2 separate regions of the Homo sapiens genome follow, and region 1 is linked to region 2. A link is an interaction called in ENCODE POLR2A ChIA-PET data of the cell type or tissue named here. Cell type or tissue: CD4-positive, alpha-beta T cell. All regions are shown on one strand.

Region 1 (8,000 bases), 130 kb before region 2:
CTTGAAACCCCTTTCTCCTAGGAGGGACTCTTACTAATTTTCTCCACTACTGCCATACTAGCTTCAGCAAGGTACTGTTCTCCCTTTATGTTTGGCCCCAAGTTGGGCAAAGAACTTTTCTGTATGACATATAACTGAGCCCTATATAAAATATTTAGACAAGAATTTTCTAAAAACTAAGGGATAGCAATAGAATTGAGACTAGATAGACTAGCTTATAAAATGCTGCTTGATCTCTGGGGCTATCAGAGGATATACACTTAGACAGTACCATCATGATTATCTGGTTATGATGGAAGAGAGAGGAGAGAGGTGTGACTTCTAAAGATCCTTCTGGCTCTGAGATTCTGTGATTCTTCTAGGCTTTTCCAAACTGAAAATTCTAGAACTGACTTTGTTCTGTGATTCTTGCAAATCTTACAGGCCCAACAGTGGGGTCAGGAAAGTAGGTGACTATGACATAGTTGAGGTTACCACTGATCTCATTTCTGCATTTCTCCCAACCACTGCATTCCACTTAGGCCAGAGAAATACAGATGTAAAATACAGCCTTTTAAATGTATGTTTTACCACAATTAAAAAAATACAGCTTTTTTATTTGTCCACAATGTTAGTCTATCCTTTCTCATTTGACCCTCCCAATACCTTGTGATATAGGCAAGAAAGTACTTATTAAGTCATTTTAGAGATGAAGAAATTGAGATTCAGAGAAGTTAAATAATTTACCTGTCCAGATTACACACTAGATCAACTGGTATCCTCAGTGCTCTTAATAAATATTTGTTAAATAAATGAATGAATCAGAACATAGAACTAGGAACAAGGAAGATTCTTTGTTTCCTTGGCCAGTATTTTTCTTTCCCTATTCTTCTGAGCTGCCTGGGGGCTTTCTCTGAGCACCTTTTGGGTTGGCTGTTTTTGGTTGACCTTCTCTTTGGGATTCCCTTGTTCTGTAGCTGAAGCTGTGTGCACTCGTTAGAGATCATCATTCCAGTTGTGTTCCCTAAGGAGTGGGAAGGGAAAAAACACTCCACCCACTGTAAATCTTTTTTTGTTACTTGTTTTCTGGGATCTTCATATCATTGCTGACAAGAGTGACTCATAGACTTCACTATGTGATTTTCTTGGTTAAGAGACCTTTTTCCTTAACTCCAGAAGAAATTAATTCATGGTTTTGTATGGTTAAAGCACAGCTATTTAGTAGCTTTACCCAGAACACAACAGTTCCGTCTTCTAGTGAGCCCAGACTTACCAATTTGGTTTGGCCAAAACTCTTGAATGCCTAGCTCTGTTAGGTGCTACAGAGGAAGCCGTTGGTGTGAGGGGAGGAGAGGGGCTCACTCAGGGTCCAGTTGGGGAGATAAGACACATACATAAATGGGAAAATAGTTTGAGGCAGTTTAAATAAAATGCAAAATCAAATTGTATACATGTAAATATTTAAATGTGGGGAATAGATCATAAGGGGCTGAGAAGGTATAGCAGAAAGAGTGTATGCTTTAGAACTGTAGGCCATTGGCAAGTTAACATAATTCTCTGAACTACTTTTTCCTTTTCTGTAAAATGGGGATAATAACAGCAGACTCACAGGGTTGTGAGGAATAATGAGGTGATGTGTGTAAAGCACCAACATAGTGGCTGATGCATCATGGTAGGCATCGAACTATTGGGAAGCAGCATACCCCCATGCACTGACTGCCTCCCCTACGACCCTTTCAAGGAGCCATCCTGGAGGACCTAAACTGGAAAGGTTGGTTAGCATTTGGAGAAAGAGAAAAGGGGGGATGGCAAGCCATGAATGAAGGAACAGGTCCCACAGAGAATGTCAATCTAGGGGGAGTGGAGGATACATGGAAGAAGCAGTGGAGTAAAATTAAAGAAACAGAGAAGTTTGGACTTTATTTAAAAGAGATGTTTTTATAGGAAGTGTTTTTATGCCATATGCATATATTTATATTTATAGAAAGGCCTTTCTTGTACTCTTCAGTGTAGTGTAGTAGCTAAGAGCTTGGACTCTAGAGCCAGACTGCCTGTCTCTATATGCCACCACTTAGTTTACTTCTCTGTGCCTCAGTTTCTTGAGCTGAGAAATGGAGATGTTGATAATGATACCTCATAGGGTTGTTGTGAGGATGAATGAGGTAACAAATATAAAGTGCTTAGAATAGTACCTGACACATGTGAGGTGCTATAATTTTTATTGTTATTATTTAAATGAAACAAAACTTTTACAAAAGAGTACATGCCTCTACTAATGAACTCTGATAATTAAACAGAACAAAAATGGTCCACTGACTGAGGGATTGATATCTACAGTTCGAAGACTTCTGCTGTAGGTAATGAAGATCCATGAAAGTGGTAAGCAAGGTGAGGCCTGCATAAAGTGATATTAAACAAAACAGATCTGACTGGGAGGTGCAGGATGAATTAGAGGAAAGAGAGTTGGCAATGGGCTCTTGAGATAGGGTGTGTCCATGTTAAATCACCTAACAGTACAAAACATTTGTTATATTTGAAAGTAATTCTTGGTAGGGTTAAGCAGTAGATGTGTAGGACTTGGGCAGCCTTGTCAAATAACGTGAGTTCTGGTGAAAGGAATGCAGCAGTGTTGTAGCAAATAGTATTGCCATAGAAGAAGCATATATATGTGTGTGTGTGTGTGTGTGTGTGTGTGTATACATATATATATATAGAGAGATAGTGTGTGTGTATACATATATATATATATATATATAGAGAGAGAGAGAGAGAGAGAGAGTGTGTGTGTGTCTCAGTGTCACTGTGTTGCCCAGGCTAGAGTGCAATGGTATGATCATGGCTCACTGCAGTCTTGACCTCCTGGGCTAAAGCAATCCTCCCACCTCAGCCTCCTGAGTACCTGGGACTACAGGTATGAACCATCACACCCAGCTAATTTTTTATTTTTGTAGAGAGAGGGTCTTATGTTGTTGTACAGACTGGTCTTGAACTCCTGGAGTCAAGCAGCCCTCCTGCCTCTGCCTCCGAAAGTTCTGGGATTATAGTCAGGAGCCACCAAGTCCTGTCTGTACATATTTTTGAGTATATAAAATGATCAAAAATAGGCTTTAATTACATCTCAATTAAAAAATGTTCAAATAAAAATAGAGTGATCACTGATGACTGTAAAAGGCAGGAAGATCTCATTAGAGGAGGCAGTACTTGGATTGGGTTTGAAGGTAGGGTAGAATTTGATCATTGGTGAGCACTGCATGGAGGTAAGAATGGATATGGTGTGTGATCGAGTTAGTAGCCAAACCAGGACTTCAACCTGGTCTGTCTACTCCAATGAGCTGTGCAGAGAAGCACTAATGGCCATATAATACCTAGACCACTTATAGCAGGCAGTCTCACTATGCATAGCCTCCATTTCCTGGGCAGAGTGGTCTGAGGTGCCTGGATGACACATTTTCAGCTTCCTTGTAAACTTGTAAGTCCCATAAGGGCCAGGCTGATCTGGCATTTGGGGTAGTGTTGAGGGTGGGAAGGAACCATAGACAGTTGCCCTCTTCCATTTGGATGTGCCTCAGGAGAGTTCCTGAGAACCTACCCTATCCTTCTTTGTAGTGCTGCCTGTGCTGTGGGCCTAGAGTGGGCCTAGCTGGAACATGGGTTTGGTGATGGACCGGTAGGTGGCAGGGACTACTGGATTTTGGATTTCCTCTCAATGAACTGTGGTTTCGTATGGGTTGTTTGCTTTGCTCTCTGTTTATACAGCATTAAAGGACTTTTATCTTTATCTTTGGCCAGCTGAAGGTTAAAACCTCCAAAGTTTGCATTTGAACTGGATCATTTCTCATTTTGGCTGGCTTTAAGTCTCATGTCTTAAGGCCATTTGTGGTACCAGCAGACCTCTTTATGAGGTAATGTGTTCCTGGTTGCTTTGGGGGCTAGTGTGCAAGGCAGGAAGTAAGTGTTTGAGAGCAAGGTAGAGAAACCTCTTGTAGAGTCTCAAGCTAATGCTTAGAGCTTTTTGAGTGCAGAGTAGTTAGGTTCTTTACAGAGTTAGATGGACTTTGCCTGGAACAGACACCCCAGAAGGATGTTATCATTGTTAAAGCAACCAGGGTTATATCATTTCTTTTACCCCAAGGCAACTCTTCTGCTAGGAGCCTGGGACCCTCTAGTCTGCTCTTAGAGAGCTTGCCAGCTGTGTCTGTGCATGCTCAGCCTTCTGCCATCTAGATGTTTTGTATTTCCTAAGGCCAAGCTCTGAGGGCATCTTCTTTGGGAAGCCTTTCCTTGACTCCTAGGAAAGAATTAGTCAACTTGCTTCCACAGAACCTGGTATATCCTGTGATTGTAGATATTTCCTAGTAGAAAATGGGGACTACTCACATGATAAGATTGCCACATGCTATCTAAATATTACATGGCCATTTAAGGAGTGCTTTTCTGCATCGTTAACTGGAATAGAGAAACTGGGTTGAAGTCCTGGTTTGGCTGGTAACTTGATGACACACCATACCTATTCTTACCTCCATGCAATGCCTCTTAATTACCTGTCTTCTTCACCAGACAATAAAGACTGTAAGCTGGTAAACTTTTTTTGTTTTTTCTTCTGGTAAAGCTATTGTGCTTTAATAAAAAAAGATTATTGCTCAATATAGGTTTTTCCAAGAGAGCCACAGTCCAGTTCACAGTTAAAAAAAACATCTTCTAGGTCGGGTGCAGTGGCTCACGCCTGTAACCCCAGCATGTTGGGAGGCCGAGGTGGGAGGATCACTTGAGCCCAGGAGTTTGAGGCTAGCCTGGGCAACAGGAGAGACTCTGTCTCTGCAAAACACAAAAACCAACCAAACAAAAAATTATCCTAGAATAGATGGAAAATCATACTAAGGAACAAAGACAACTTTCCTTTCATTTTTCCTTTGCATATCTTACACAGTCATATCACTATGACTTAAAGAAAACAAATTATCACGTATATACACAGATTCACATAAGTGACAGAAGCAAATGTATTAGTCAAAGGATATCTTCATCTATATTGAAGTACAAGCTAGAAAGTAAACTTCTTGAAGGCAGAGATTTTTTTTTTAAGTTGTGTGGCTCTACCACCTAACATAGGTTATGTACAGAATAGACATCAATAGTGAATGAACAGATGAATTAGTTAATGAGTTAATGATGGATTTTTAGCACATTTTCTCTCTTTTTTAGGAACTTAAGACCCCAACTGAGTTGTTTAGAGGAAGGGGCCTTAGGCTGGGGCCAAATTCTATGTCTTCTATGCAGACGTGAGATAATGTGAAATGTTTTCCTTTTACAGGGTGTTTCCCCTGGCTTTTCAGCATTCTTCTCAATTCTTTAATTGCCATTTAAAGATTTGTATGCTGTGGATGAGCTGATGGAGGGGAATGTTTCCCTGAGGACATGGCTTCTCATGGCAGCCAAGGTTTTGTGCCTGATTAACTCGCTGATTGAATCACTGGCCTCTGGAGGCACCAAGGGAGGGAGCATGAGTATATTTAAGCAGCCAGAACTCTCTGTGCCTGTGTAGTGGGAGTGGAGGGGGAAGTGGGATGGGAGTGATGGTAAGTTGAAAAGAGAATGGTCAGAGAAATCTACAGTTTTTAACTCTTCATCAATACTATGTTTTGGATTTTCCTTTTGTGACAGAGTAGTCTAGTAGAAAGAGCACAATTTAAGTAAGAGACTTTCTTCTGTCACCAACTCACTGTGCCACCTAGGACAAATCACTGCCGCCATGTGGGCCTCATTTGTCAAGTGGGATCAGGAATCTCTGCTCTGCCTGACTCCTTGAATTGTAGTGAGCATCGGTGAGCTGTTGGATGACAGAGCTCTGCACAGTAGAGGTGATGGTACCCTAATCAGAGCAGGAGTGTAGTGACTCTGGTCATCATCCCATCATTTCTTGCTAGGGTTTTCCTATCTCTAGAGGAATCAGCTACTAAAGCCTAGTCCTCAATGCTCAATTTCATCTTTCTGTTCTTTCCTGTCTTTATCTAGTGACTCCTCATTATATAATACGGGTGACCCAGTTGTCCCAGCAAGGCCCCTCCATATTCTCTGACTTCCCTCTATCACAGTACTCACCAGGCTGTCTTACCATTGTTTGTTTGGAGGTAGCTATTAGGAGTATAGGCTTTGGAGTCAAGCTGCCTGGGTTTGAATCCTTACTTTTACAACTTACTGGCTATGTGCTCTTGAGCAAGTTACTTATCTCTCTGTGCCTTAGTTTCCTATCTATAAAATGAAGAGAATAATGGCAACTGCCTCACTGGCAGTTATTGTGAGAATTTAAATAAGGCAGTATATATGGAGAGTGGAGACTAGTGCCTGGCATATGGTAAGCATTCAAAAATGTTGTGTAGGCTGGGCATGGTGGCTCACGCCTGTAATCCCAGCACTTTGGGAGGCTGAGGCGGGTGGATCACCTGCGGTCAAGAGTTTGAGATCAGCCTGGCCAACATGGTGAAACACAATCTTTACTAAAAATAAAAAAATAAAAAAAAAAAGAAAAGAAAATTAGCTGGACATGGTGGTGCACACCTGTAATTCCAGCTACTCGGGAGGCTGAGGTAGGAGAATCACTTGAACCCGGGAGGCGGAGGTTGCAGTGAGCCGAGATTGCACCACTGCACTCCAGCCTGGGCGACACAGTAAGACTCTGTCTCAAAAAAAATAATGTTGTGTATTATTATAATAATCATTATTGCTTAACTTCTTCCCTGATTGAAACTCTGTTAGGCCAGGGACCATGTCTATTTTATTATTATATCTATAGTTCTTAGCACAGGTGTATTAGCCATTCTTGCATTGTTATAAAGAAATACCTGAGGCTGGGTAATTTATAAAGAAAAGAGGTTTAATTGGCTCACAGTTCTGCAGGCTTTACAGGAAGCATGGTGCTGGCAACTGCTTAGCTTCTAGGGAAGCCTCAGAAAGCTTACAGTCATGGTGAAAGGCAAAGATGGAGCAGACACTTAACATGGTAAAAGCAAGAGCAAGATAGAGAGTGGGTGGGGAGAGATGCCATACACTCTAAACCAGATCTTGTGAGAACTATCATGAAGACAGCATCAAGCCAGGAGGGATCCGCCCCCATGACCCACACACCTCCCACCAGGCTCCACCTCCGGCATAGGTGAGTACAATTCAACATGAAATTTGGGTAGGGATGAATATCCCAACTATATCAATGGGGTTGGAACAGCAGGCGCTGGATAGGAATTTCTTGAATAATAGTATACATTTGAATGCTGAATTTTCCTTATACAATACTAATTTTATGATCATGAGCAAGAGACTTGCCCTCTCTACACCCCAGTTTTCATATCTGTTAAATGGGAATCAAAATATTTGTCCTGTAGGCCTGATGTGAGAATTAAATTAATATGAAATGCCAGGAAGTGTGTAAATGTCATTCGTCTCCATACCTGTTGGCTGTGTGCATGTGGAACCCAAGAATCTGCTGGTTCCTATAGTACCCCTATAGTGAGCTAAACCCAGAGATGCTTCTGAGGTGATGTTTTCTGGATATTTGGCCTAGGACAAAGAAAGTAGCATACTTTGAGATTATTCTTAGCATTTCTGGCCTTTTCTATCTGCCTGCCCTGCTTGTTCTTCGTTGGATTCTAGGTTCCTAAAAATAACCAGAATATTTTTCTGCCTCTTAGTTTTCCAAGTGTCTTAAGCAATCAGAAGCATTTTAATTTTGGCTCCTTTAGGCTGGCCCTGTTTGGTTCTGTCATTGTTAGCCATTACCATATCCTGCTTATATTATGTTTCCTGACCTGCTATACTTTTTCCAGGGCCAAAACACTACCCACATCGCTCCAGGTAAATAACTTTATTTGGCTCACTCTAACCAGTTGGGAAGCACAGTGGCCCATGAGGTTAGAAGCCTTGAGTTCCAGTGCTGGCTCTGCCACTGTGTGACTGTGTGACATTGGGCATAGCCCTTTCCCTCTCTGTGTCTCAGGCTGTCATCATTAAAATGAATGATTTGAACCAAC
Region 2 (8,000 bases):
CTTGGCATATGGGCTCATCCAGCCCAGAGATGGCTGGGGCATATTGAGAAGGCACTAGTTCTCTCCTCTTCACTGCATCTTAAGAAAGTGTGATTTAATAAGCATCCTGTATTGCTGTAAGGCCTCTCATTTCAAAACAAAGCCTTGGCTAGCAGAGAGATAGACATAGAGCTTACTGTAATAGTGTATGGCAAGTGTGTATCTAAGAAGAGAAACTAATTCCTTCTCAGTGGGAGAGTGTGTCTGTTATGGAAGGCTTCATAGAGGAGGGATGCAGTGGAGTCTGCAAGGCTAAGTGTGCAGTGGGCACCCTAACTCATCATGCCCTCCCCTCTCTGGCAGTGACTCGCCATAATCACCTCAAGGACTTCATGCTGGTGGTGTCTATCGTTATTGGTGTGGGCGGCTGCTGGTTTGCCTATATCCAGAACCGTTACTCCAAGGAGCACATGAAGAAGATGATGAAGGACTTGGAGGGGTTACACCGAGCTGAGCAGAGTCTGCATGACCTTCAGGAAAGGTAAGGCCTGCCCCTTCAGGAAAGGTGAGGCCCTGCCAGTTCTTGGGAACCTCCTATTTCCACCTGGGTGTGAGCCACTTGGCCCCTGAGACCTTGTCAGCATGGCAGCCCAGGCTGCATCATCCTTCCAAAACTGCATTGCAAGTTTAGGTTGCTGATATTCCAATTGCTATTGGGCAGTTATTCCTCCTGGGGAGAAACTTGTTTCTATCTTTTTTGCCTCTTAGCTTCAGAGGGAGAAATGTGTAGCTGCCAGAGGTCTTGAGCTTCCCATTGCTTGTTATGGGGTCATTCTTCCTTCTGCCTGTCTCTGGACTGCTTCTCCTAGCATATAAATAGATGTAATGAACTGTTCTTTACTGTTCCCCAAAGAAACCTCAAAACCTTCCTTCTTACTGTCCTTAGTTCTTTCTTATAAGGAGTCTAAATCTCATAAACACTAACTTGCTATATAACTTTGGATAAATTTCTTTCCCTCCCAGGATTTATTTCCTCATTGGTAATATGAAGGGATTGACCTTGGAGAATGCTAAACTCTCCTAGGAGAACACTTCCAACTCAGATGGTCTGGGATTCTGTTAAAATAAAATGTGACTTCAAAACTATGGCAGAAGATTTAACTGTGAAAAGAGAGTGCCCGTCAGTCAGTCAGTCAGTCCTGACGTCTAGGAACCAGTTCTGTGATGGCAGTTATGAGAAATTCACTGGTCCTGAGAAAAAAAACTTACACACCCACAAGAAGCAGCAGTGAGAGCACACTTAATGCAGACTTAGTTCCAGACTCAGCTTATAGGATAAGAATGCTAATGTCTAGAAAGACAAAGAGGTGGATGAGTGGATGTGGGACTCTGAGGAGGTAGCCTTTAAAGATGGGTAGCGAGGTCCTAGGTGTTAAGGTTGAGTGTATAGGGTGGGGTCAGATCCCTGGAACCTTAAGATGCATGTGGGGAAGTTAGTAGGATGCAGAAGGCAATAGAGAGTCAAATCAGGTTTTTTTGGTTGTTTTGTTTTCGAGAAGAGGAGAGGTCTATTCAAGACTGTCTTTTAGAAAATGATTCTGGAAGCCTAGGGACTCTAGTTGGGAAGTCTTTGCAGGAATTCATGTAAAAGGAAATGAAGTCTTGTCTTTTCATTTATTTCTATTTATTATTATTATTATTATTTTGACTCTGGGTCTTGCTCTGTTGCCCAGGCTGAAGTTCAATAGCATGAACATGGCTCACTGCAGCCTCCACCCCCTGGGCTCAAGAGATCCTCCTGCTTCAGCCTCCTGTGTAGCTGGGTGCATGCCACCATGCCTGGCTAATTTTTTTATTTTTTGTAGAGACAGGGGTCTTGCTGTGTTGCCCAGGCTTTTCCTGAACTCCTGGACTCAAGAGGTCTACCTCAGCCTCCCAAAGTGCTGGGATTACAGGCCTGAGCCACTGTGCCCAGCCATTGTGTTATTTTTAAATGGTAAACACTATTTAATTTGGAGGGGTAGGGACAAGACTTCTTGTGAGCCAGGTATTGTTAAATACTTAAATGCATTATTACTTTTAATCACTATGGCCCTTTGAAGTAGGTACTATTAGAGTTGGGGAAATGAAGGCTCAGAGAGGGTAAGTGCTTTGTTCAGGGTCATATATCAGTAAGTAGTGAACTAGGAATTTTGACACTCCAGGGTGCTGCCTCTACTGAGGTAGCAGACTTATTGGATTTATTTCCATGGGCTGGGCTTCTAGGGAGCAAGAGGGGTCTGATCTCTAAGCTGATTCCTGGCTACTTTGCTGGGCCCCTTGTTCTTGGGCCCTTTGCCAGTTAGGAGCTAACTGCTGCTGTCTGAGCAGTCCCCATACCTCATTTGTTTGAAAAACATGTACTGTTTCCATTCCAAAGGCAAAAGAATCTAGGCAGGAGACATTCCAAGTTTGGGGATAAAACTAAGCTCCCAGCACTCCCTGCTCCCTAAAGCTTCCAGAGCTAAATGACCACTGTGGCACTTAGAAAGAGACAAAGACACCCCTCCCCTTTTCCCCCTAGAGATAGGCTTGCACACATGCACACATATATCCTCCTCTGAGTGTCCAGAGCCCACATGCCACCTGGTTCCTCCTTGTATTAACAGACCTGCAATGCCAGCTTTCACAGAGCTTTATTACAGAGTTCCTGATAATTTATGTGAATAAATATAATTCTACATATACAGTCCAGTTAGGATTTCATTGAGTTTCAAGATAATTATTTGAGGCAGGCAGGAATTTTGATTCCCAAAACAGGCAAAACTTGCTCATAGTCACACAACTGCTTAGAGCCAGGACTAATTGCAATGCTAATTGTTGTTGCCTTGGAGTGGGGCAGTGCTTAATTGTATACTTATTTGCTCATTTCTACACCCAACAATGATTATTGTTCTCCATCTCTAACAGACCTTATTGGAACTATGAAAGGGTGTCAGTCTTGATTCTACTTTAAAGGAGCTCGCTATTATTATAAAGGACAGACATATCATAGTATTGGCTTTTCTCAAGAGGCTGCTTTCATAAAAGGACAGTATTTCAGTGAAGAAGTGAATCCTTAATGGTGTAACTTTATATAGTTGGGTCATGGAAGAGTACAGTAAAGGAGGATATTCAGCAAGGGAAGGAGATGGCAGGAAATGGCGCCTCTGATTTGTCTTTGCCTATGCATATATCGCCATCTGGTGTTCATTTTCAGGGGGTTCAACTCCCTTTCTCTTCAGGGACAAATTAGGCAGATCACAATTTGCGGGAAGCTTGCAGCCTAACATTTCCTCTTCTTACCTCCTTGCTTGTTCCATGATGTCTTTTGAAGTCTCCGCCACTGATAGCTCTGGACTTAGAGGTTTTTTTTTTTTTTTTTTTTTTACAGATTGAGTTCTGTTTGTTTCATCTACTTAATTATCTCAGTGGTCAGTGTTCTCTAGGGGTCCTTCTTGTTCTGTAGTCTATCCTTTCTTTTCTATACCTCAAGTCTAAGCTATATATCTTATCTCTTCTTCACCATCCTTTCTCCTTCCTAATCTGGTCCCCTGGTAACCTGGTGGTTTTTACTTAGAAAGGAAGACCAGACAGTAAAGTCCGTTTTCTCTTCCAAAGGGATTAGCAAACTCTCAGTCTTTGTTCTGGGTGTAGCCCAAGTCTCTCTTTCTTTCCCTGACTCCTTTCAGGCAGAGCTGATGACTCCATCTTTTGGGAAGACCCAAGACCTTATATATCTATATCTATCTCTTTCTATTATAGAATTTGTCACACTGAATACAGTTATCTGTCTACTTGTCTTTGTTGGAGTAAATCATGAGCTCCTCAGTGGCAGGGAGAGCTTTCTGATTTATCGCCACGTATTTAGGGCTTAGCACAGGGCTTGGCACTTAGTAGGCACTTGAAAGAACTCGGTGAATGAATAGATGAATGAATGAGTGTATTAACATAGATAGCCGTGTGGAGGAAAGAAGTGAAGAAGCGGGAAGGCTTGTTTAGCTGGATGGAAGGTTTTGTCGGTGAACTGAGGGAATGTGTGTGACGGTGCAAGGGTAGACTTACATTATAACTCATGCCCTTGAGATCTTATCCACTAAGGAAGATACTTAGGAAAGGAACTCAGGGCCTGGGGGCAGCAGGGGACTCTCCTGAGTCCTTTGGCATAAATTTAATTTGTTTTGTGCTTCTGGGAACAGAAGCTCAGGAGTCCAAGAGGACTCCTAGCTCAATAGTTCCTCCTCATCTTCCCTAATCCACCCCTCTGCTACCACCCCAGTCATTTCTCAGCCATTAGGTTTTCCCTGGATCTTTTTGTCAAGCTTGCAGGGTATTCTACATTCATTGAACTTTCTAGATACCACTACATAAGAGGAATAATTGTGGCATTTGAAGTCACACAGATTGGAATTCTAGCCTCAGTTCTTCCTACAAGTTGCAAGACTCTGTATCTGCCTGTCCCAGGCTGATAATGATACCAATATATCATTATCTGCTGGGAGGACAAATGGGAAATACCTTGTAAACTGGTACTTGTTATGATTTTAGTATGAGATAGTTTCGAGGAGGGATTCAGATGCCTGAGAGCCTGGCTTCATAGCCTTGATTACTGGCAGCAAAATGATGGTCAGTGTGTGAATTAGGTAATGACTGTGGTTTCTATGGGCCTTGAGCTAGCTCAGAGCCAGACACACAGCAGAGCAGGGAGAATATATGCTGAGAGTTGGAGCTGTCATTTTCCTCTTTGATGCCATGACTCATGGCATGTTGGCTGGCACCCCCTTGCCTGGCCTCCTCCAGCTCCCTGCATTGCCCCCCCAGGCTGCACAAGGCCCAGGAGGAGCACCGCACAGTGGAGGTGGAGAAGGTCCATCTGGAAAAGAAGCTGCGCGATGAGATCAACCTTGCTAAGCAGGAAGCCCAGCGGCTGAAGGAGCTGCGGGAGGGTACTGAGAATGAGCGGAGCCGCCAAAAATATGCTGAGGAGGAGTTGGAGCAGGTAGGAGAGTCCACAAATTCCTGGACACCTTGACGGGTGGGTAAAGGGCAGGGGCCCAGGGTCTGGCTAGAAAGTTACATGTGTGAGGAATTTGAAATATGATCCAAAGACTATGTTCTAGAGTCACTGGACTCTTACCAACAATAAGAGTTCAAGTTGTAAAAAATAGTCACTATGGGCCAGGCACAGTGGTTCATGCCTGTAATTCTAGCACTTTGGGAGGCCAAGGCAGGTGGATCACCTGAGGTTAGGAGATCAAGATCAGCCTGGCCAACATGGTGAAAGCCCATCTCTATTAAAAATACAAAAAAATTAGCCGGGTGTGGCGGCGGGCACCTGTAATCCCAGCTACTTGGGAGGCTGAGGCAGGAGAATTGCCTGAACCCCGGAGGTGGAGGTTGCAGTGAGTGGAGATTGTGCCATTGCACTCCAGCCTGGGTGACAAGAGTGAATCTCTGTCTCAAAAAAAACAAAAAAAGAAAGAAAGAAAAAAAGAAAATTATAAAAATAGTCACTATGATTTTCAAAGAACAGTGGATAATAGGTGATAACAGTTATTTTGTTCCTTTTTTGAGGTATTTACATAAAGTGTACAAGTCATAAGTATACAGCTGGCAAGCTTTTGCATATGCATGTACCTGTGTTACTACCACCCAGATCAAGATACAGAACCTTCTCAGCACCCCAGGAAACTCACTTTTGCTACCCCAATTAATATTTCATCCAAAAGTTAACTACTGTCACAACTTGTAAACCAGATTAGTTTTGTCTAATTTTGAACTTCATATAAATGGCATTATACAGTATATACTCTTTTGTGTTTTGTTTCTTTCACTCAACATTATGTCTATGAGAGTCATCAAAGTTGCATGTAGTGATAGTTGGTTTATTTCCATTGCTGAGTAATAATCTATTGTATGAGTATACTTTAATTTATCCACTCTTCTGTTGATAAACATTTGGGTTGTCTGCAGTTTTGTTGACTTTTATGAATAATATTGCTATGAACCTTCTTGCATATGTCTCTTGGTGGGCATAAGCCCTCATTTCTGTTGGACATATAATATTCATGTATTTAGCTTTATTAGAAACTGTCAAACAATTTTCCAAAATGATTGTACCAATCTATACTGCCACAACAATGTAAGAGAATTCTAGTTGATCCATGACCTCAGTATTTTTAGGCATTTTAATTTTAAACATTCTGGTAAATATATAGTAGTATCTTGTGATTTTAATTTTCATTTCCCTAATATTATTAAACACCTTTTTATAAATTTATTGGCCATTTGATTTGGGAATCTCTTCTCATTTTAAAAATTGGATTGTCTGTCTTTTTCTTATTGATTTGTAAGCATTATTTATATATTTTGGATATTAGTCTTTTGTCAATATAAATACACATATATATAGAAAATATTTTCTCTCAGTCTTGACTTTTTTTTGCTTTATTGTCTTTTGATAAACAGAAGCCCTTGATTTTAATGAAGTGTAATTTAATCAGTTTTTTAAAATGATTGATGCAGTCAGGCGCCGTGGCTCATGACTGTAATCGCAGCAGTTTGGGTGGCTGAGGTGGGCAGATTACTTGAGGTCAGAAGTTCGAGACCAGCCTGGTCAACATGGCAAAAGCCCGTCTGTACTAAAAATACAAAAATTAACTGGGTGTGGTGGCACATATCTGTAGTCCCAGCTCCTTGGGAGGCTGAGGCAGGAGGATTGCTTGAGCTTGGGAGGTGGAGGTTGCAGTGAGCCAAGATAGTGCCACTGCACTCCAGCCTGGGTGACAGAGTGAGACTCCATCTCAAAAAAAAAAAAAAAAAAAAAAAAAAAAAAAATTGATGCTTTTTGCTTTTTGTTTCTTGTTCAAGAAATCCTTCCCTATCCCCAAGATATTTCCCTAAATTTTCTTCTGAACCTTTATTGTTTGTCTTTTCACATTTAGGGATATTATTTCAAATTAACTTTTGTATGTGATATGAGGTAGGCTGTCAAGGATCTTTGTTTTTTTTCCCCCAAGTAAGGTGATCATTCAGGAATCTCTTTTTTTTTTTTTTATTTTTCAGGTCAAAAAGTTTTCTAATTTTTATTGTGGTTCCTTTTTTGGGACATGGTTATCTAGTATATTGCTTGATTTTCAAACATGTGAGGACTTTTTAAGTTATTTTTCTTTTGCTGATTTCTAGTTTAATTTCACTAAGATCAGAGAACATATGCTGTGTGGGTGTAGTCCTTTGAAACTTGTTGAGACTTGGTTTGTATAAAAAAACAACTAAGCAATTCAGTTAAAAGGCAAAGATTGTCAGATTGGATTAATGCCAAAACTCAATTATATGCTGTTCGTAAGAGACACATTTTAAATATAAGAACACAAAAAAAGGTTAAAGGAAAAGGATATGAGAAAAGATATATGTTACAAAATAAAGCAGCAAAATTAAGCAGGAGTAGCTATATATTGATATAATATTTATATTAATATAAAATAGGATTTAGGTCATGAAGTATTGACCTAAAGCAGTTGCTAAGTGAAATAAAGCAAGGGTAGCTATATATTAATATAAATGTAATATTTACATTAATATAAAGTAAACTTTAGGTCAAGAAGTATTACTGGACTCCAAAAATAGATATTTCATAATTATAAGTGGATGAATTCAATTTAATATATAACAGCCCTTAATTTGGATACATCTAATGATGTAGTCTAAAATATGTAAAGCAAATATTGACTGAACTAAAATGATACTAGACAAATTTTATAATCAAAGTTAGAGATTTTAATATGCTTCTCTCAATAAGCCACCAACAGCATCCATAAGGATATAAAAAATTTAAAAACATGGTTAATAAATTTGAATTCCTTGACACATATAGAACACTTTGCCTAACTCTAGAATATACATTCTTTTTAGCACTTATATATCTCTTAAAATATACTTCTGCTCCATTCTCTCCTCTCCTTCTGAGAATCTAATATTTATGTTAGATCTTTTAACTGTATTCC

The links. Peaks named below come from ENCODE experiments on the same cell type or tissue, not always from the same donor. Only the 100,000 strongest peaks of a DNase experiment are listed, where the experiment ranks them.
Region 1: POLR2A ChIA-PET joins it to region 2 with 17 read pairs; 7 of 35 experiments call an interaction of 5 or more read pairs at or near these places.

The regions. Positions count from the first base shown.
Region 1 is chr11:3,938,940-3,946,939 of GRCh38, forward strand. The region is part of intron 1 of STIM1 (stromal interaction molecule 1); the gene reads left to right. Among named protein-coding and RNA genes, the nearest start is that of PPIAP40, 49 kb to the left of the region's middle. RefSeq lists an enhancer at 3,992-4,121. In CD4-positive, alpha-beta T cell, a CTCF peak has its summit at 3,645 (motif pointing right); DNase peaks (open chromatin) are centred at 3,652 and 3,902; H3K27ac peaks cover 5,256 bases.
Region 2 is chr11:4,069,684-4,077,683 of GRCh38, forward strand. STIM1 (stromal interaction molecule 1) reads left to right here. Exons shown (of 13, transcript NM_001382567.1): 6 at 343-520; 7 at 4,819-4,996. Among named protein-coding and RNA genes, the nearest start is that of RRM1, 21 kb to the right of the region's middle. RefSeq lists an enhancer at 3,036-3,330. In CD4-positive, alpha-beta T cell, a CTCF peak has its summit at 3,204 (motif pointing left); a DNase peak (open chromatin) is centred at 3,178; H3K27ac peaks cover 742 bases.